Linked DNA regions of Homo sapiens: region 2 is linked to region 1. Evidence: read pairs that join two places in POLR2A ChIA-PET (ENCODE). Cell type or tissue: MCF 10A. All regions are shown on one strand.

The links. ChIA-PET counts read pairs that join two places held together with the same protein. Peaks named below come from ENCODE experiments on the same cell type or tissue, not always from the same donor. Only the 100,000 strongest peaks of a DNase experiment are listed, where the experiment ranks them.
Region 2: POLR2A ChIA-PET joins it to region 1 with 5 read pairs; 2 of 35 experiments call an interaction of 5 or more read pairs at or near these places.

The regions. Positions count from the first base shown.
Region 1 is chr5:131,197,538-131,200,037 of GRCh38, reverse strand. It overlaps LYRM7 (LYR motif containing 7), which reads right to left. Exons shown (of 5, transcript NM_181705.4): 5 at 1-507. The coding sequence ends at 437. Among named protein-coding and RNA genes, the nearest start is that of LYRM7, 28 kb to the right of the region's middle. In MCF 10A, no CTCF peak of the experiment used is centred here; a DNase peak (open chromatin) is centred at 1,217.
Region 2 is chr5:131,437,534-131,440,033 of GRCh38, reverse strand. It overlaps RAPGEF6 (Rap guanine nucleotide exchange factor 6), which reads left to right. Exons shown (of 28, transcript NM_016340.6): 24 at 319-453. Among named protein-coding and RNA genes, the nearest start is that of CDC42SE2, 170 kb to the right of the region's middle. In MCF 10A, no CTCF peak of the experiment used is centred here; no DNase peak of the experiment used is centred here.

The DNA.
Region 1 (2,500 bases):
TTTTGACCAATTTAATATTTTTCAGGACTAAATATCATTTTAATCTAACAATTTAAATGTAATAATTGCATTTCACATGGCAGGAAAACTCACCAATTTGTAAAAGCACCACATTCTCAAATAGCTATGGTAAGATCAAATACTCATCAAGGTCAAAGATTGAATATATCTCCCTAAGCATTTACTTTGCTTTATGAAATTTGATTTTCAATGAAAATGAAATGTTTTCTTATCTAATTTCCTTTAGAAATACTTAATTATGTTCTTTAGTTCTCAGTAATGACCTTTTAACATGAAATTTAAATATGAAGCTATTCTGTAATTCATTCATTTTCAATATGCCAGTTCAGGGAAAATGTCTGCATTTCCAGGACTTTTGCCAGAGTTGTAGATTTTAAAGTTAAAAAGTACAAAGACTTGTTGTATTCTAGAAAACTCATTGCTTCTGAGTTGGTGCATCACAATATGGCACATTTTCTACAAGAAGGTCTTTCCTAGGGACCAGTTCTGAAAGAAAAAAAAAAAAGAGAATAATTAACATCACTAAAATTAGAATTAAATGCAAGGACACTCATTTCCCCCTAAAATTTAAAATAGTAAAATATCCAGTTTTAAGATAAATCTTCCAGGGATATTTTATTTCAGTTGATATCTAAGGTGGCATCCTTGACTCTAATTAGAATTAATAGCATTCTCATTTCAGATTATATAAAAACATATATGATCCACTTAACCCTTTATCATTAAATATAGCAAATCAAATAACTGAAGAGAATTCAGCTAAAACTTCTATTATTGGTCATTTAATTACCAATTACTGATAATGAAAACAACTGGAAATTTTGCTTATACTATCTACTATATGAAAAGCAAGACTGGTCTCCTAATTTAAAGATTCTAAATTTTAAATAACAATTGTTCTTAAAAGAGGGTGTTTTGTGTGGTCATATCAACTGGAGAATGCTACTGGAATTTAGTGGGCAGGAGCCAGGGATGCTAAACCTTCTGTAATGGGTGGAACAGTCTGGCATAGTGAAGAACTGTCCTGTCAAAAATGCCAATAGTGCCCACATTGAGAAATATCATAAAACAACAACAAAAACCTGTTGAGTCCTAGGTAAGACATCTTGCTGGAGTTAAGATAAAGCTCTTAAGATACAAATTTTTGGCCGGGTGTGGTGACTCACGGCTGTAATCCTAGAACTTTGGGAGGCTAAGGAGGGATGATCATTTGAGGTCTAGAGTTGGAAACTAGCCTGACTAACATGGTGAAACCCCATCTCTACTGAAAAAAAAAAAAAAAATCAGCTGGGTGTGGTGGTGCATGCCTGTAATCCCAGCTACTCAGGAGAATGAGGCACAAGAATCGCTTGAACATGGGAGGCGGAGGTTGCAGTGAGTGAGCCGAGATGGTGCCACTGCACTCCAGCCTGGGGGACACAGTGGCAGTCCACCTCAAAAAAAAAAAATTCCAAATTTTTGAGGAGATACATTGATTTCTTCTTCTTTTCTCCAGAAGAGCTGAACCTAGATGAGCTATCAATCAAAAAATGCTTGCACGACCTTCTACAAAATAACCTGCCTATACTTTTCAAAACATCATGGACATGAAAGACGAAGAAAGACTGAAGGACTGCTCTAGATTAAGGATACCTAAAGAGACATGATGACTACATGCAATGTGTGATCCCCAATAGGATACTGGTCCACAGGGAATTTTTTTTCCTTTTGCCATAAAATACATTATTAGGACAAATGGAAAGATTAAATGATAGCATTGCATCAATATTAATACCCTGGTTTTGGTCATTATATTGCAGTTACATTAGAGAATGTCCTTGTATATTTAGGAAATACACACTGAAGTATCTTAAAAAAATATACTCTAAGGTATTTCTCCAGGAGATCTAGACCCAAATGGGCTGTCATAATTCTAAAAATGTTCATTTGGGGTAAATAGGCATTATGTCTGCAACTTACTCTCAGAAAGTTCAGGAAAAAAAAATGAGGGAAACACAATAAGGCAAATATGGTAAAATGTTAGCATTTGTAGAATCTGGGTAAAGGAAATTCTCATACCCTTCAACTTTTGCACTTTTTTTGTAAATCTGAATTATTTCAAAATAAAAAGGTTTTAAAAATATATATATTTACACACACACACACACACACACACACACACACACACACAGTGGCCAGATGCAGCGGCTCATGCCTGTAATTCTGGCACTTTGGGAAGCTGAGGTGGGAAGATTGCTTGAGGCCAGGAGTTTGAGACCAGCTTGGGAAACACAGCGAGACTCTGTCTCTACAAAAAATTGTTTAAAAATTAGCTAGGCATGGTGGTGCACACCTGTATTCCTAGCTACTCAAGAGGCTGAGGCAGGAGGATTGCTTGAGCCCAGGAGTTTGAGATTACAGTGAGCAATAATTATGCTACTGCACTCCAGCCTGGGAGACAGACTCTCTCTCTCAAAAAAAAAAAAAAAAAAAAAAGACA
Region 2 (2,500 bases), 240 kb before region 1:
GATTTCAAATCACTGTGTCAATTGTGGGAGGTGGGGCATAGCACTCAGACTGTTAAATTGATTTCCCTTATACCACAAAGTGCAGACAAACTAATATAATCTGGTCCATGCTGACCAGCTGAATTTGAATGAATAACCTAGAGGTGAGAATCTCTGTATGCCATTACCCAGTCATTTAGTCCCTGTTTGTCATTTACACATTTCAGTTGACTACACTAGCCATTGTGCATCATAGTGTTAGTTATGTAGTGATTTAGGCAACTATAGACATTTTAATTGTGAAACGATGCTTATTTGCATCTTTGGTTTTATTTTTAGATACAAGTTTACCTCAGAAAGTTTTAGGAACAACTGAAGAAATAAGTGGTAAGAAGCATACAGAAGACACTATTTCTGTGGCGTCATCTTTACATTCTAGTCCTCCTGCATCTCCTCAAGGCTCCCCTCACAAAGGTAAGACAAAACATTTCAAACTAGTTCTTGTTAAACTAAACAATACTTTATAGCACATATTTTGCTTTTCAATCTATAGCAATAATTATAAATCATTAAGAAAAGCATAACTCCTAATGCTTTTTGAACTTTGATGTTTTGTATTGCATTATTCAGATGCTTTTTAGATATTATGTGTCATGTAACTAGGACTCCAGTATTCAAAGTGTGGTCCTAAACTTCAACAGACAGCAAGCATGGATAAGAATAAAGGCAGAAGCCATAGTTTTGGTGCAAATTCTTGGTGTTATCATTCCAGTTTCCTATATTTGGACATTTCTATGAAGTGTTTACAAGTAAAAGTTTCTGTAAGAGATTCTTTTTAGGCCAGGCACAGTGGCTCATGCTTATAATACCAGCATTTTGGGAAGCTGAGGCGGGTGGATCACTTGAGCCCAGGAGTTGGAGACCAGCCAGGGCAACATGATGAGACCCCAACTCTACAAACAATTTAAAACTTAGGCATGGTGGTGTGCCTGTAGTCCCAGCTACCCGGGAGACTGAGGTGAGAGGATCGCTTGAGCCTGGGAGGCAGAGGTTGCAGTGAGCTGTGATCATGCCACTGTACTTCAACCTGGGCAACACAGCAAGACCCTGTCTCAAAAAAAAGAAAGAAACTGTTTTTAACCAACTATAAGATTTAGGAAAACAAAAATTAGGAAAACAAATATGCTTTTCCTTTTTTAGTAACAGAGTATTACCTTTTTTAAAATTAGGATTTAAAATAACCTGTACTCTTGTGGATTTTTTACTTATACAGAATCTCATGAGGTAAAAAACTGAAATTCTTGTTCATTTACGTGTTTTCATAATTCAGACTGGAGCATTTCTTTTCTTGGCTAGCCTGGGCAGTGTGCAGCAGATGCCATTTCATGTTAGCTGCACATGTAGCATTCTAAATATGGTGTGTATTTCTTATATTGACCCTTCACACTCTGTGTGTACCCTGGAAAGAAAGGGGATTTAGTCCTGGCATCTTCTTCACAGATGTAAAAGAATTACATATTTAAATAATCACACCAGAGGATGGTACATGGTCAGAGGGAAGACAAGCTTATTATAATAATTCTAACAGGAGAGAGAAGCTTCCAGAGCTTGCTTCAGCTTCCAGGCTCTAAGTTTCATCTCACTCTGCAGAGCTCTTTCTTATTTTTGCCACCTATGTGGCAATTATGTACAGTGATGTCAGACCTGAGTTTGAACCGTGATTCTGTCCTCCACTGTAGCTGTGTTACTACAAGTAATTTATTTATACGGTCAGGTTTCCTCTCTGTAAGATGGGAAAAAGACCATCTAGGCCAAAGCAGGCGGATCGCCTGAGGTCAGGAGTTCAACACTAGCCTGGCCAAGATGGTGAAACCCATCTCTATTAAAAATACAAAAAAATTAGCCAGGGGTAGTGGCACATGCCTGTAGTCCCAGCTACTCAGGAGGCCGAGGCAGGAGAATCACTTGAACCAAGGAGGCGGAGGTTGCAGTGAGCCAAGATCATGCTATTGCACCCCAACTAGTTTGGTGGCTATGGAAACGAAGAAAGAATTGGATGCAGAATTGTTGCCTAACCTGGGTGACAAGAGCAAAACTCCATCTCAAAAAAAAAAGAGGAAAAGAAAAAGACCATCTATTTTAACAGCCTCTTATGTGGTTTAAATGAAATAATATTTATAAAGCCTCATGTGTGGTAAGTGTTTAGTGAATTGGAATGTCTCTTTTCTTTCTCTGCGGCCACCTCAGGACACCATAGCTCCATTACTCACTTGCTTTTTTCATCCTCACATAGCTGAGACTGGTTAGATTTTTTTCATTCAGATTTTACTAAAGAAAGCTTAATAAAAATGAAACAGGAGATAAAAACAGTTTGTATAGTAGGTGTATTTATAAAACACAGATTTTGATCCTGTTGTAGCTCATATGTAATTTTGTGTGGCACACAGACCTATGTCATCACTTTCCTTGTCTGTATGGTCCTATCCAATGCGCCCCTTACCAGATCTTGCGATGTAGGATA